Regions from separate parts of the Homo sapiens genome. Here region 2 is linked to region 1. A link is an interaction called in ENCODE POLR2A ChIA-PET data of the cell type or tissue named here. Cell type or tissue: OCI-LY7. All regions are shown on one strand. Each heading gives the region's core, and the rest is flanking DNA. Links, peaks and the distances in the headings are about the cores only.

Region 1 (8,324 bases), core at 260-8,259:
TCTATTTTTTGAGACAGAGTCTTGCTCTGTTGCCCAGGCTGGAGTCCAATGGCATGATCGTGGCTCCCTGCAGCCTCAACTGCCTGGGCTGAAGAGATTCTCCCACCTCAGCTTCCCAAGTAGCTGGTACTACGGGCACGTGCCACTGTGCCTGGCTCATTTTTTCTATTTTTTGTAGAGATGGGGTCTCACCATGTTACCCAGGCTATTTTCAACTCCTGAGCTCAAGCAATCCTCCCACTTCGGCCTCCCAAAGTCTTGGGGTTACAGGCATGAGCCACTGCACCCAGCCTAGACTGGGTAATTTATAATGAATAGCAATTTATTGGCACACAGTTCTGGAAGCAGGGAAGTCCAATATCAAAGGACTGGCTGGCATTTGGCGAGGGCCTTCTTGCTGCATTATCTCATTGTGGAAGGGCAAAGAGAGTAGGGGAGAGAGAAAGAGAAAGAGAGTTCTTTTTATAAGGGATCTGTGATAATGACATTAATCCATTCATGAGGATGGTGCCGCCATGACACCTCCCATTAGGCCCCATCTCTCAACACCTCCACACTGGGGATCAAGTTTCCAACACATTCAAACCACAGCAATCATCATCACTGGACAGAGCCCCAGTTCTCCAGATAGAGGGTTCACGGAGGAAGGGATTCAGAAGAGTGCCGACTTCAGCAGTCAGCTTGCCCAGCACTTGTCTCTGTTGGGTTGCTTTTCTCATCCTCTTCCTTTTTTTTTTTTTTTTTTTGAGATGGAGTCTCACTCTGTCACCCAGGCTGGAGTGCAGTGGCCCCGATCTTGGCTCACTGCAACCTCCCCCTCCTGGGTTCAAGTGATTCTCCAGCCTCAGCCTCCCAAGTAGCTGGGACTACAGGCGTGCACCACCATGCCCAGCTAATTTTTGTATTTTTAGCGGAGACAGGGTTTCACCATGCTGGCCAGGCTGGTCTCAAACTCCCGATCTCAGGTGATCCACCCGCCTTGACCTCCCAAAGTGCTGGGATTATAGGCATGAACCACTGTGCCCGGCCACCCTCTTCCTTTTAAGGGCAGCTAACGTAAGGATGAGGCCTCTGTCGGCAATGCTGTCAGAGGGTACTTGGCTCTGTAAAGGGAAAGGGTGAGTTATTTACTTCAGTGATTTGAATTTGGGGTTTTCTGGGGTGTCTGTTTCTAGGTGGACCAAAGCACACAATCTCCTATGTCAGCAGAAGATTCAGAAGTTTCAGATAGCCCAGGTGGTTAGAGAGTCCAATGCAATGCTCAGGTAAGCGTCTTGCTCTGGAAAACATTTCTATCAGACTATTTAGAATGTTTTGTTCAAAAAAAGGAGGCGGGGGAAGAGTAGAGAGCAGTTAGTTGCTTAAAGGACCGGAAGGGACATGGCACTATGAACAACTGATGTGATACAGCTAAAGCATTTCTTACCCTTGCTAGGAAACATTCAGCAGGTAGTGGATGTAGTACAAAATGGCCAGGGCACTATCTCTGAGAAGAAACCAAGTCTAGCTCTTCTTTCTTTCTCTCTCCTTCTCTTGTCTTCTCTTCTCTTCTCTTCTCAAGACAGAATCTCGCTCTGTCGCCAGGCTGGAGTGCAGTGGCGCAATCTCAGCTCACTGCAACCTCCACCTCCTGGGTTCAAGCGATTCTCCTGCCTCAGCCTCCCGAGTAAGCTGGGATTACAGGTGCCCGCCACCACACCCGGCTAATTTTTGTATTTTTAGTAGAGACAGGGTTTCACCATGTTGGCCAGATGGTCTCAATCTCTTGACCTTGTGATCCGCCCACCTCGGCCTTCCAAAGTGCTGGGATTACAGGCGCGAGCCACCGCGCCCGGCCAAGTCTAGCTCATTTTTCACAATGGTAAAAGACTTTTGGGGTCTGTCTGGTGACTGGTGTTCTTCATGGTGACTGGGAGTTGGCTAGGCTGGGACGCTTGATCGTTGGCGGCCTTCACTGAACAGCTGTCTCTGCTGGAGATTTCTTTTCTGGAGGAAAGAAATCCTCATAAAGGAAGGAGTGACATGGGTGCCTGCCCTCAAGGGTTGTGCATCCTAATTGGGGAGATTGGCTAGCTCCTGAAAAGTCAAGACAGTGGAGATGTGTGACCCAGTAAGTGCCGGGGTGGGAGTGTTTGTACCCTAGTGAAGGTGCCCAGGTTAGCTTCCTGGTTGTATGGACAGCAACAGAAAACATATGCCTACCTTCCACCACAACAGCATCTCTCCCAGGTATGTACCCCAGAGGAATGAGGGCATGTAGCCACTATAAGACATGCACAGGGTATTCATGGCAGCTGTATCCATAACAGCTGAAATCTGGAAATCTCTCAACTGTCTATCAAGGAGAAGCTGGGTAGATAAATTGTGGCATATTTATATGGTGGAATAATGCTGCATTGCAGTGACAAAGGATAAACTCATTACATGCAAAATATAGATAAACTACATAGGATTATATTGAACAAAATAAGCCAGGCACAAAAGAGTACATTGTGTATGAGTCTATTTATATGAAGTTCAAGGACAGGCAAAGCTAATCAATGGGAGGGATGATATTGACTGGGAGAGATCACGAGGGAGCCTCAAGCTAGTTAGTTACATGGGTGTATACATATGTCAAAATTAACTGAGCTGAGCACTTAGGATTAGCACACTTTAACCGCTTATTGAATATATCGTATGCTCTATTTTATTTATTTATTTTTTGAGATGGAGTCTTGTTCTCTTGCCCGGGCTGGAGTGCAGTGGCGCGATCTCGCCTCATGCCTGTAATCCCAGCACTTTGGGAGGCCAGGGTGGGTGGGTTGCTTGAGCATAGGAGTTCAAGACCAGCCTGGGCAACAGAGGAAAACCCCGTCTTTACAAAACATAAAAAAATTAGCCAGGTGTGGTGGCATGCACCTGTGGTCTCAGCTACTTGGGAGGTTGAGGCGGGTGGATCACTTGAACTCGGGAGGTCGAGGTCGCAGTGAACTGTGATTGTGCCACTGCCCTCCAGCCTGGGCAACAGAGCAAGACCCTGTCTCACAAAAAACCCAAAAAACAACCCAAATAGGAAACAAAGAACAGCAGTAGAGGCAGTGCCATTTCAGAATTCCTCCATCTCTTTTCAGGGAGGGATATAAGACCTTCTTCAACACACTCTACCATAACAACATTCCCCTTTTCATCTTTTCTGCGGGCATTGGTGATATCCTGGAAGAAATTATCCGACAGATGAAAGTGTTCCACCCCAACATCCACATCGTGTCTAACTACATGGATTTTAATGAAGATGTGAGCCAAATCCTGTTTGGGCTGGGAAAGGACGAGGGGTGGGGACCACCAGCCAGGGCAGTTAACTCTGCATGAACCCTAACCTGGGGAAGAAGGGGAGGGAAGCCACTCTAGCTTCTTCACCCTCAGGCAGTTGTTTATGGGTTACTTTTTGGCCAGGCGCGGTGGCTCAGACCTGTAATCCTAGCACTTTGGGAGGCCGAGGCGGGCGGATCACTTGAGGTCAGGAGTTCGAGACCAGCCTGGCCAACATGGTGAAAGTCCATCTGTACTAAAAATACAGAAATAAGCCGGGCGTGGTGGTGTGTGGCTGTAATCCCAGCTCCTTCGAGGCTGAGGCAGGAGAATTGCCTGAACCCAGGAGGCAGAGGTTGCAGTGAGCCAAGATCACACCACTGCACTCCATCCTGGGTGACAGAGTAAGACTCTGTCTTCAGAAAAAAACAAAAACAAAAAAACTTTCAAAGGATCCTCTCTCTTTGGTGTTTGCCTGACAGTCAACTCTCTGCCCTGGGGTACCTAATTTATGGGCCTGCCCTGCCCTATGTCACTGTCATATTATTATGTGCCATTCTGGGTCCTAAAGGGCTTGGGCTTTGATTTGTTTTTCCCAAGCCAGAGGTGGGCTGCTCCAACTCATCCACGTTCTGACTTTTTTCCCCATAAAACTGATGGTTGGAATTTTCATCATGTTGACCTGCAGTGAGGATGTGGCCCGCAGCTGAGCACTAGCACATGTGTAACCTGAGTGGCATTTATATCACAGCTTCGTGCATCCACCAGAACAGATGATCTGCAATATTGGGTGGCTCCTGTTCATTTAAACTAGGAGTTACAAACTTATGCTGTAAAAGGCCCTGTCGTCGATATTTAGGCTTTATGGGCTGTGGCATCACTGTTGCAACTGCCCAACTTTGCCTTTATAGCACAAAAAAGCAGCCATAGGCATCATGTAAACAAATGAGTTTGGCTGTATCCCAATACAACTTTATTTACAAAAGCAGGCCAAGTCTGGCCCATGGGCCGTAGTTTAGGCTACAGTGAAGTTTTGGCATTATCTATCACTTTTGGGATTCCCTTTTCTCTGTGACAGAGACAGTGGAGAGCTGGTGCCACATGGGTCCCTGCAGCCCTTCCATCTGTCTCTTGTCTTCATTATTTAGGGTTTTCTCCAGGGATTTAAGGGCCAGCTCATACACACATACAACAAGAACAGCTCTGCGTGTGAGAACTCTGGTTACTTCCAGCAACTTGAGGGCAAAACCAATGTCATCCTGCTGGGAGACTCTATCGGGGACCTCACCATGGCCGATGGGGTTCCTGGTGTGCAGAACATTCTCAAAATTGGCTTCCTGAATGACAAGGTGGGTAGAGGACCAGGGCTGCTTCTCTTCATGTCTTTCTTCTCTTTGAATGCCCATTAACAAATGCCTTTGAACACATTCTCTTTTTTTATTTCTATTTTTATTTTATTTTATTTTATTTTTTTTTGAGACGGGGTCTCACTCTGTCGCCCAGGCTGGAGTGCAGTGGCATGATCTCAGCTCATTGCAAGCTCCGCCTCCTGGGTTCACGGGAGCCTCTGGCTCCCAAGTAGCTGGGACTACAGGCACCCGCCACCACTCCCGGCTGATTTTTTGTATTTTTAGTAGAGACGGGGTTTCACCATGTTAGCCAGGATGGTCTCAATCTCCTGACCTCGTGATCCGCCTGCCTTGGCCTCCAAAAGTGCTGGGATTACAGGCATGAGCCACTGCACCCAGCTTTTTTTTCTTTTTTTTTTTTTTTTTGAGATAGAGTCTCACTCTGTTCCGCAGGCTACAGTGCAGTGGCGCCATCTTGGCTTACTGCAACTTCCACCTCCCAGGTTCAAGTGATTCTTCTGCCTCAGGCAGCTGAGTAGCTGGGACTACAGGCATGTGCCACCACACCTGGTTCATTTTGTATTTTTAGTAGAGACGGGGTTTCTCCACGTTGGTCACGCTGGTCTCGAACTCCCGACCTCAGGTGATCTGCCTGCCTCAGTCTCCCGAAGTGCTGGGATTATAGGCATGATCCACCACGCCCAGCCTAAATAAAATAAATAAAATTTATTTTATTTTATTTATTTATTTTGAGATGGAATCTCACTCTGTCCCCTAGTGGAGTGCAGTGGCACGATCTCGGCTCCCTGCAACCTCCATCTCCTGGGTGAGCTGAGATTGCGCCACTGCACTCCAGTCTGGGTGACAGAGCGAGGCTCCATCTCAAAAAAAAAAATGGGTCGTGGTCAGGTGCGGTGGCTCATGCCTGTAACCCCCCTATTTTGGGAGGCCAGGGCAGGGGGATCACTTGAGGCCAGGAGTTTAAGACCAGCCTGGGCAACATAGTGAGACCCTGTCTCAACAACAGCAACAACAATTAGCTGGGTGTGGTTAGCATGCCTGTAGTTCTAGTTACTCAGGAGGCTGAGGCAGGAAGATCACTTGAGTCCAGGAGGTTGAAGCTGCAGTGAGCCAAGATTATGCCACTGCACTTCAGCCTACGCAGCAGAGTGAGATCCTATCTCAAAAAAGAAAGAAAGAAAGAAAGAAAGAAATTCAGTCCAGATGGATTAGAGGCAACATCTGTTTTTTTTTTTTTTTTTTTTTTTTTGAGACAGGGCCTCACTCTGTCACCTAGGCTGGAGTGTCATGGCTCAGTCTTGGCTCACTGTAGCCTTAATTTCCTGGGCTCAAGTGATCCTTTCTGCCTCAGTCTCCCGAGTAGCTGGGACTACAGGCACCCACCCCCATGCCCGGCCAATTTTTGTAGAGATGGGCTTTTGCCATGTTGCCTGGGCTGGTCTCAAACTCTTGGGCTCAGATGATCCTTCTGCCTCAGCCTCCCAAAGTGGCAACATCTGGTTTTTTGTTTTTATTCCTTGTTACTGTTCTTTTGTATTGACCCAAGGGTTAATTGTGGTAGCCCATGCCCATCCCTCGTCTGTCTCCAAAGGGTAGGCCCGGTAACCTTGAACTCCTTTGGCTCTCAAAAGGGAGCTGGGAGTTGCTGCTTGAATGCTCTCCTCCCCAGCCCCAGGGGCTTTGAGAGTGAGCTACGGAGGGCAGGGCATTTGGGGACCCTCTGGCTTCTGCCTCTCATTCCGGGCAGGTGGAGGAGCGGCGGGAGCGCTACATGGACTCCTATGACATCGTGCTGGAGAAGGACGAGACTCTGGATGTGGTCAACGGGCTACTGCAGCACATCCTGTGCCAGGGGGTCCAGCTGGAGATGCAAGGCCCCTGAAGGCGCAGGCTCCAGCCCGGCCTGCAGGCCGTGGTGAGGAGGGGCGCCTCCCCAGAGTCTGCTCCCCCGTGAACACAGAGCAGAGGCCAGGGTGGCCAGCAGTGGCTGGGTCCTTCCGCGCCCCTCCGTCCTCCTTTCCCTGAGCACCTTCATCACCAGAGGCTTGAAGGAACCCCGCCATGTGGCAGGGCACAGGCACTGTTCCTGGTGAACCTTGGACCACAGCATGTCAGTGCTCTAGGGATTGTCTACTCCAGGGATTTTCTTCAAAATTTTTAAACATGGGAAGTTCAAACAAATATAATGTGTGAAACAGATCAAAATTTTTAAAATGAAAAAAAAGCTGCTCTGATTCAGGGGATGTGGGTGGGGGTAGAACCTGGACCTCTTGGCCCTGGGGGCACATGGGATGCTTCTAGGAACACAGTTTGAGAACCACCACAAATTGGCCTGAGACCCCATCCGAGCACAGCCTGATTGTGTCTGTCTGGTTCAGCGTGGGGCTGAAAGGGTATGTTCTAGCCTATAGTGGTTTGACTTTATTCTGATTCAGCCATCAAACTTGAAATTCATTTGGGATCGGTGGGGTTGAGGCAACCCTGTCTGAGAGCCCCCTCTTTAGGGATCCCTGAGGGGATGCATTCGTGTGTGGCTGTCCCCCTATGCCCTAGGCTCTCCTTTCCCCTCCTCTTATGGGTCGGGGCCACTAAAGTGGATGACCTGAAAAGGGGAATTTAGAGCAGGGACCTGAGGGAGACTGTGCCAAGGTGAAACAAGTGATGTGTGCACTGTGGTCTTGCGTTATTGGGCCGACCCTGAAGAGCCAGTTCAGCATTTTCTTAGCCTTAGAGGAAATCACCAGCACCCTTCCTGCAGTGTTCGGCTAGCCGTTGGAAAGTTCTGTTATTCTGCAGATGTGAAGCGGGAGGTAATACAGATGTTACTGAAGGCCTGCGGTGTCCCAGGTGCCACTCTGGGCACTTGGGTGCCTGCCAGTTGACCCTCACAATGACCCCACAAGTAGGTGCAGCTCCTCCTGCTTCCAGATGGCTCAGGCAGGATGGGTAACTTGCCCAAACTCCATAGCTAGGAGCTGGAGCCAGGATTTGAATGTTTCTGACCAAAGCCCATGCGTTTTGCTGCATTTCTCTGCTTCAGGCCTGTTCCATTCGTTTTTGGGAGGAGGGAGTGGCCACCATCTGAGGCTGGGTTAGTAACCACTTCCAGACTTTAATCAAGGAGCTTTCTTGGCCGGCGCAGTGGCTCACGCCTGTAATCCCAGCACTCTGGGAGGCCAGGGTGGCAGATCACTTGAGGTCAAGAGTTTGAGACTAGTGTGGCCAACATGGTAAGACCCTGTCTCTACTAAAAATACAAAAATTAGCCGGGCTTGGTGGCCCGTGCCTGTAATCCCAGCTACTCAGGAGGCTGAAGCAGGAGAATCACTTGAACCTGGCAGGCGGAGGTTGCAGTGAGCTGAGATCATACCACTGCGCTGTGGTGACAGAGCGAGACCCTGTCTCAAAAAAAAAAAAAAAAAGACTTCAATCAGGGAGCTTTCTGGATGCTTCGGGGCCAGAGAATGTCGGTCATTGCCCGTGGGGAGCAGTCACGTCTCTTAGGGGACCCTGGGCAAGAAGTGCTGATGGGGGCAGTTTGCTGTATGAGTCCAGTCCTGTCATTTTCTTTCCTAAGTCACCACCCCGTCCTCACAATGCTCGGGTCATACCAGGCAAGCGAGGACAGATGGCCTGGTTGGTGGCTGAAGTCCTCCTGCAAGA
Region 2 (8,324 bases), core at 251-8,250, 55 kb after region 1:
CGCCTTTTTAAATTTTTATTATTTTTCTTTTTTTTTGAGACAGAGTCTCGCACTGTATCCCTGGCTGGAATGCAATTGGTGCGATCTCGGCTCACTGCAACCTCCGCCTCCCAGGTTCAAGTGATTCGCCTGCCTCAGCCTCCCGAGTAGCTGGGATTACAGGTGCCCACCACCACGCCTGGCTAATTTTTTGTATTTTTAGTAGAGATGGGGTTTCACTATGTTGGCCAGGCTGGTCTCAAACTCCTGACCTTGTGATCCACCCACCTTGGCCTCCCAATATGCTGGGATTACAGGCGTGAGCCACCGCGCCTGGCCCCCTCACCTTTTTGTTTTGAGACACGGTCTCGCTCTGTTGCCTAGGCTGGAGTGGCATGATCCTGGCTCACTGCAGCCTCAATCACCTGGGCTCAAGTGATGCTTCAGCTTCCAGAGTAGCTGGGACTGCAGGTGCATGCCACCATGCCCGGCTAATTTCTTTTTATTTTTTGTAGAGACAGGGTCTTACTATGTTGCCCAGGCTGGTTTCGAACTCCTGGGCTCAAACGACCCTCCCACCTCCGCCTTCCAAAATGCTGGGATTATAGGCACGAGCCACTGCGCCAGCTGGCTTCCGCCTCCTCTGCCATCTCTTTGTTCTTCTAGCATGAGAATGCATGCCTTTCCTGTGGACAGAGGGCTTCCAGAGTCACAGTGACAAAAGAAGTCACTTGATCATCTCCATTTTACAGATGAGAAAATGAGGCTTAAGGAAATTGAGCCCCTCTCCTCACTCAGAATCCTGTGCTCACCCTGTCGCTGTCTGAGCCTGGGGACCTGTGTCTGCACAGGGTGCTGGCCTCTAGCCTAAGGAACCTCTGGGGGACCCAGCCCTGCCCTGCTCCGCCCTGCTCCTCTGTTCCCAAATGCAATGCTTCTGAGTCTGCTTCCAGCACGGCCTCTGGGGTAACCCACTCCTGTCCTTATTTCCAGGTGTCTTGGCACTTGGTGCCCTGCAACCCAGCCTAGATGTGCCCATTGCTGACTGTCCTTGGCAGGTGCCGGCTGGGGAAGGAGCCTGGTGTAGCTCTGGTGGGGCTATTTTTAATGTCAGGGCTGGGCCACACTCTGCCAGGTCAGTCTTGGATTTAGGGTGCCCGGTGCCAGCCCTCTGGGTTGGCTGCGCAGAGGAGGAGGCAGGAAAGAAGGGTAGGGGTGCACCCAGTCTAGCCTTATTACTTGCTCACACTTACCTGGTGTGGGTCCCATGGGGAAGGGTCCTCTGCACCCCCTCTCCAGGGCCCGTCTTCCTTCTTCCTGTCCTTGGGCTGTCCCTACAGTCTCTGATCTGGCTTCTTCCTCCCGTGCTGCTAACAATAGAGCACGCTCTAAACAAAGGCCCCCCATTCAACTCAGAAACCCGCCCTGTCTCTGTCCCTGCCCGTCTCTGGCTGGGATGAGTGGGCAGGGCCTGCGTCTGTCTCTCTCGCTTCCACCCTGGCTCTGTCCAGGGGCATTGCAGGAGGTCTGACTCCAGGTCCAGGGTGGAGAGGGACAAGACTGAACTGGGTGTGGCCCCCTCCACCCTGGGAACTGTAAAACCAGCACTTTTGTTTCTTGTGAGAGAAGTTCCTTTGTTCTCCTGGGCAGTAGGTAAGGAGAAGGGTGGGGCTGGTTGACAGTCCTGCCTGAGGTCTGACTTCCAGCCTTCCTGTTGCAGGAATAGCTCCCGTGACCCCTTCCTCAGGAGGAGTTCTGGAGTGTGTCCTCTCTCTGAACTGGTTCCCAACTCTGACGTTGCCCACCCCCAGCCTTCTTCTGTCTGTTGTGGGAATCCTGTTTTTTTATTTCTAGAATCTTAGACATCAACATTCCTTTGAGATCCAGGGACACAAGGACACCCAGCAAGTTTGTGGCAGAGCTGGGACTAGAACCTGGGACTCTTTTTTTTTTTTTTTGAGACAGGGTCTTGCTCTGTTGTCAGCCAGGCTGAAGTGCAGTGGCGCAGTCTCGGCTCACTGCAACATGCACCTCCCTGGTTTAAGCAATTCTCCCGCCCCAGCCTCCCGAGTAGCTGGGATTACAGGTGCACACCACCATGCCTGGCTAATTTTTGTACTTTTTTAGTAGAGACAGGATTTCACCATGTTGACCAGGATGGTCTTGAACTCCTGACCTCGTGATCTGCCCGCCTTGGCCTCCCAAAGTGCTGGGATTACAGGTGTGAGCCACCGCACCCGAACCTGGGACACTTGATTTGCAGCCGAGTGCTCTGCTTCCATCTGCAAGCACCTTGGTCCCCTCCTCCCCTTGGCAAGAGGGCTCAGCTCCACCCAGGCTTGTCTAGTGGACTGGATGCTGTTCCTACCACAAGTGCTGCCATTTTCTCAGTGTGCAGGCACAGCTTCTTCACCTAGAAATTGGGAATAAAGCCAGGCACAGTGGCCCAAGCCTATAATCCCAGCACTTTGGGAGGCTGAGGTGGGCGGATCACCTGAGGTCAGGAGTTCAAGACCAGCCTGGCCAACATGGGGAAACCCGGTCTTTACTAAAAATACAAAAATTAGCCAGGCGTGGTGGTGCACACCTGTAGTCCCAGCTACTTCAGAGGTTGAGGCAGGAGAATCACTGGAACCCAGGAGGTGGAGGTTGCAGTGAGCCAAGATCATGCCACTGCACTCCAACTTGGGCGACAGAGAGAGATTCTGTCTCAAAAAAAAGAAAGAAAGAAAGAAATTGGAAATTATAAAACATCTGCCAGGGTTGCTTTGAGGGAAGAATGAGATTCACATAATAATAAAGGCCACTGGGCGTCCACCCCCCCACCCCCCCATGGCATCCTGTGGCTTCTGTCTCTCCCTGGGTAGCTGTCTAGCCCTCAGCAGTCTCCTGGCGGTTGACCTGGGCTGGTGGGGGTGGTGAGGGGCCTGCTGAGGAAGTTCCTCAGCTTGACTGTGGTGGTCCCTTTAGATGTGAGGCCGGCAAGGGGTGACCCTTGTTTGGAGTGAGGCCCGCTTCCCTCTCCCTTAGCTGAGAAGCCCCAGGGTTAGGCACTGTCTATGCAGGAGGGCCCTCTGGCTGGGATGCAGTGTGTTTGTTGACCAGAGCTGCAGATGTCCAGCAGTGTCCAGATGTCGTTCAGCCTTGAGCCCAGCAGAGCGGCATTCAGTGGGTTATTGCTACCGTGTTTACTTGTACACTTGCACCTTCCTTCTCTCCTGGGGGCAGCTTCTCTTCCAAACTCTCCTCTGCTCTCTCTTGGGACTTGCCCTTGGGGCAGGGAAATGGTTGGGGAAGGCGGCACAGCACGAGGAGCTCAGGATTTTAGTAGGGTTTTCCCATGTCTGCCTTCTCCGAGCACCCCGCCCCCCGCCCCCCACCATTGCCCCTGTTTCCTGCCAGTGGCCATTCCCCTCTGTTGCTGGGGAAGGGGTGTGGGGAAGGGGTGCGTGTGGAAAGGGGGCTGGTTGGGGGGGCTCCTTCTGAAATAGCTACACTTTCGAATGCCTGGGAAGCAGCTGTGCACATCTGGCGGCCCGAGCCTGTCGTCTGGGGTCTGCCGTCTGAGGTGGCGGGACTGCTTCTGTTTAATCAGCCTGAAACTCTGAGTCACTAGGGATTGCGGGAGGAGAGGAAGGAGGCAGCTGGGAGCTGGCCTGGCCCCTGCCTCTGCCTGTTCCGGGTGTGCTCACGGCTGCCTGCCATAAAAGGCTGGGAGACCTGCAGGACCATTCGTCATCCTCCTGGAGGGCCAGGGCGGCACTGGGGCAGTCACAGGGAAGACTTATCCTTGGTGATCTTTGTTCCTGGGGTGGGGCCAGGTTGCCCCAGCCACCCCACCCTCACCTGGTCCCCATCACAGTGAGACAACCCGGGTGCTGCCTGGCTTCATGGGTGGACCAGCCTGAGTTCTGCTTACTCACTGAGGCTGCGCCGGGATGTGCAAAGACTACAGACCTTGGTGCCCTCACACCTGGTCCCAGTCCCAGCTCTGCCATTTCTAACCTCAGTTTCTGCATCTGTACGCGGGGGACCAGTGCATGGGCTTTGAAACCCGCCCATGAGCATGACGGTGTCTGTGAAAGGTCTGGCTCGTAGTAGGCCCTCATGGGATCACGGCGTCCATTCTCCCCGCAGCCTCTGACCTCTGCAGGTCAGTTCCCAGGACAGTGGAGCCAAACACAGACCAAGCGGGAAGTTCACCTCCCTGGTACAAAGTTCGGCCCTGCTACTCATTAACCTTCAGGTGCGCCTAAACCTTTGCAGAGAGAGAGAGGGGTTCCTGACGGCAGTGACCACCCACAGGCCTGCCCCACCCCAGATCCCTAGCCTGGGCTCGAGGAGACCAGGAGGTGAGGAAGCACTTCTGGAGGAGAGGCAGTGCTGATGATAATGGCCGTGGCCTCTGAGCACCTGCTATGCACCAGGTCCTCGCAACCACCTCTGAGGGAGGTGGCGTGACCCCGCTTTACAGATGAGGACACTGAGGTTCTGTGGGGAGAGGAACTGCCCCAGTAGTGAGTAGCTGAGATTTGAATTGCTCTGTGGGACTCAAAGAGGCGTCTAGGGACTGGGAGGGCTGGGAGAGAGGGGGCCTTAGGGTCTGGACCTCAGGGCCATGTGTGATCCTGCCCAACCTGTAGGAAAGCCAGATCCTGGAGTCTCTGAGGGAGCCTGGGGCGCTCCAGAGAAACCTGTCAGACCGCTTCCCTGCCCCGCCCAGTTTCCTGCCCAATGGCTTGGGTGCCTCCTCCCTGCAGCCTTTCCCAGGGAGCCCCAGTAGTTGAGGGTGGGCCCAGGGGACCTCAGAAGCTGCTAGAAGCCCTGAGTGCCTTCTCTTGCCCCTGGGAGAGTTGGGTCAGGGCAGCAAGGTGCGTGAGCAGGGGCTTCTGGCGGCAGCTGGCCCTTGACTGTCCTGCCCCCTGGGGCTCATCCCCCTGGGAGGTCAGAGATGCAAGCCCAGGACATACACACAGCCGCACCCCTGGGGCTCACTGCTCCCAGGGTATCTCGTCGTGGGCAGCCCCTCCCTGGGCCTGGTGCCCTTCTGGGCAGTCCCCCCATCCCCAGCCTGCATCCTCATTGAAATCCCTGGGCCATGGTGATGATGTGGGAAGACAGGCGGGGCTTGGTGACGGGCTGAAGCTGGGGGCTGGGCCAGGTGACTTCCTGCTTCCTGACTTCCTCCTTTGTGCCCCCAGTAGCCACGATGGAGGTGATGAACCTGATGGAGCAGCCTATCAAGGTGACTGAGTGGCAGCAGACATACACCTACGACTCGGGTATCCACTCGGGCGCCAACACCTGCGTGCCCTCCGTCAGCAGCAAGGGCATCATGGAGGAGGATGAGGCCTGCGGGCGCCAGTACACGCTCAAGAAAACCACCACTTACACCCAGGGGGTGCCCCCCAGCCAAGGTCAGGACCCCTGGGGACTATTGCATGGGGCAGAAAACCTGCCTGGGTCCTGGAGAGAGGTCAGAGTGAAAGGAGGCAGATTGTAGGGGGTCTCTGGTCTGAGGGAGGAGGCACAGCTCATGCTAACTAGGGGCCCACCCAGTCTGAAGGAGGAGGTGCAGCTACTTCAGGGTGCTGCATCTGGGAGGGTCACAGAATCCTCTTCTGTGAACCATCAGTAGGGAGGGAAGGCATAGTCCCTGCCCTTAGGGTGCCTCCAGTCTGAAGGAAAAGCCATAGTCCTTGCCTTCTGTGAACATAAGAATCTGATGAAGACATTGGGTACGGTGGCTCATGCCTGTAATCCCAGCACTTTGGGAGGCTGAGGTGGGCAGATCACCTGAGGTCAGGAGTTTGAGACCAGCCTGGCCAACATGATGAAACCCCGTCTCTACTAAAAATACAAAAATTAGCCGGGTGTGGTGGCGCATGCACCTGTAGTCCCAGCTACTTGGGAGGCTGAGGCAGGAGAATTGCTTGAACCCAGGAGGCAGAGGTTGGAGTGAGCTGAGATTGCGCCACTGCACTCCAGCCTGGGCGACAGAGTGAGACTCCGTCTCAAAAAATAGTAAAAAAAAGAGTCTGATGAGGATGTATCACTATGGCTCTCAGGGAGCCCATGGATGGCAGGGAGGACGCAGCCCTTTGGCTGCAGGAGCCTCACGTTTGTGGGAGAGCCAGGGCCGTAGCCCCCAGGAACCCCCAGGGATTCCCCTTTGGGTAGAGGGGTGTAGGTGTCAAGCCTGAGGGCCCCTCGTTGGGGTTGGAGGGAGACCAGGCCTCTGCGGCTGACCTGCAGATAGGCCAAGGCTGTGGGATGAGTGACTGACTCAGCTCTGGGGCTTAGTCCGGGATGGGGATGCCCCGCCAGCCCAAGCCTCCCCTGCCCCTCTGGGAGAGAGGAATAGCCAGGCCCTAGAACTGTTGGCCACAGGTGCCTCCAGGGCCCTGAACATGCCAGGGGGTGGGCTGTGGGTGCTGGGAGTAGTGTGAGTAGACTGTGGCTGGTGGGGCTCTATGGAGCTCAGCCCTCGCATGCCAGTCTCCTCCCTGACAGCTGGTAGGGGTAGCAGGGGGCCTTTTGGCTGGCAGGGCCAGGCACTGTGTTGGTAGCAAAAAGTACAGCATCCAGGTGGGAAAGCCATGCAGCTGTCTCCTCCTTCTCGACTAATTAGAGGGTGGAACCTCTGCGTCCCTCTCCCTGGGGGCATCAGGACAGTTGCCAGGGTGTGGCTGCTTGGGCACCTACCTGTGGGACTCCCAGACCCACCCAGGGGATGGAAGCTAGAGAGGAACCTGACGTCTCAGCTGAGGACCCAGCTCCTGCTCTCTGAACCCACAGCCCTGACTTTCCCTCTGATCTGCTGTGAGATGTGATGTTGGTGGTTCTCTGGGCCTCTGTTTGCCTGCCTGTATAGTGGGAGGATTGCTACCGTTGGGGATGATGAGGGTGTAATTAGACTCCTGAGATTTCAGGGTTGAAAACAGACCTGATGGGTAAGGGAGGAGAATAGAGTAGGGGTTTGGGCCCCTGAGTCAGGCTGCCTTATAACCCCTCTGTGCCCAGTTTTCCCATCTGTAAAGTGGAGCCAGTGATAGTACTTACCTTGCAGGGTCGTTGTCAGGTTATGTGAGAAAATATAAGCAGGGCATTGAATTCACTGCCAGGCACATAATAAGTGTGCAAAAAAAAAAAAAAATTCCCTTGATGGACAGAACATGTGGGGCCTATTTTACAGAGATTACTGAGGTGATGGTGACTTCCCCAAGGTTCCTGGTGAGAGGTAGAATGGCCAGTCATGTGCTGGGGGTTTGGGCAGGGCAAGAGGTAGCCCAGAGGACCCAGGTGGGGCTGTCTGTGGCCTGCCCTGCTCCCCAGTGTCTGCCCAGCCCACTGCCTGCACTCAGTCCCTGTCCCCATGGCCCCCAGGTGATCTGGAGTACCAGATGTCCACAACAGCCAGGGCCAAACGGGTGCGGGAGGCCATGTGCCCTGGTGTGTCAGGCGAGGACAGCTCGCTTCTGCTGGCCACCCAGGTGGAGGGGCAGGCCACCAACCTGCAGCGACTGGCCGAGCCGTCCCAGCTGCTCAAGTCGGCCATTGTGCATCTCATCAACTACCAGGACGATGCCGAGCTGGCCACTCGCGCCCTGCCCGAGCTCACCAAACTGCTCAACGACGAGGACCCGGTCTGTGAGGGTCCCTGCTAGGGTGGGGGCTGGGCAGGGAGGGGAGAGAGCAGATGTCCTCAGGGGAGGGACATTGTAGGGGTGGAGGGAGGTTATGACCCAGACTCTCCCGTGTGTGATGAGTCTGACTGGGGCCCTCCTCAGCTCTGTGGAAGGGTATCCCGGCCTCTCCTTAGTGCTCACGTCCCCGCCCCTGCCTTTGCCCTCCAGGTGGTGGTGACCAAGGCGGCCATGATTGTGAACCAGCTGTCGAAGAAGGAGGCGTCGCGGCGGGCCCTGATGGGCTCGCCCCAGCTGGTGGCCGCTGTCGTGCGTACCATGCAGAATACCAGCGACCTGGACACAGCCCGCTGCACCACCAGCATCCTGCACAACCTCTCCCACCACCGGGAGGGGCTGCTCGCCATCTTCAAGTCGGGTGGCATCCCTGCTCTGGTCCGCATGCTCAGGTACCCAACCCTGCTCACTGCATGAGCCCAGGACCCCCTCTCACTTGGGCCTCTCCCCTCCCTTCCCTGAGCTTCCATAAATATCCAGTGAGCACCTACTATGTGCCAGGCAGAAGCACACCCCATCCGGGTGCTCGGTGGCTCACAGCCCAGCAGGGAACACAGGCATGTAAACAGCAGGTTAATGATCAGGATACGACACAGGCTATGGCAGAAGAGCATTGAGATTGCTCAAAGGTGGAATCGCTTA

Evidence for each region. ChIA-PET counts read pairs that join two places held together with the same protein. Peaks named below come from ENCODE experiments on the same cell type or tissue, not always from the same donor. Only the 100,000 strongest peaks of a DNase experiment are listed, where the experiment ranks them.
Region 2: POLR2A ChIA-PET joins it to region 1 with 5 read pairs; 19 of 35 experiments call an interaction of 5 or more read pairs at or near these places.

The regions. Positions count from the first base shown.
Region 1 is chr17:41,823,742-41,832,065 of GRCh38, reverse strand. It overlaps NT5C3B (5'-nucleotidase, cytosolic IIIB), which reads left to right. Exons shown (of 9, transcript NM_052935.5): 6 at 1,176-1,265; 7 at 3,114-3,276; 8 at 4,440-4,640; 9 at 6,409-7,009. The coding sequence ends at 6,543. Among named protein-coding and RNA genes, the nearest start is that of NT5C3B, 8.3 kb to the left of the region's middle. In OCI-LY7, for the core only: no CTCF peak of the experiment used is centred there; no DNase peak of the experiment used is centred there.
Region 2 is chr17:41,768,719-41,777,042 of GRCh38, reverse strand. JUP (junction plakoglobin) reads left to right here. Exons shown (of 14, transcript NM_002230.4): 2 at 5,181-5,396; 3 at 7,366-7,625; 4 at 7,836-8,074. The coding sequence starts at 5,189. Among named protein-coding and RNA genes, the nearest start is that of JUP, 14 kb to the left of the region's middle. RefSeq lists enhancers at 789-1,292, 4,828-5,331, 5,332-5,836. In OCI-LY7, for the core only: no CTCF peak of the experiment used is centred there; a DNase peak (open chromatin) is centred at 5,142; H3K4me3 peaks cover 2,346 bases; H3K27ac peaks cover 543 bases.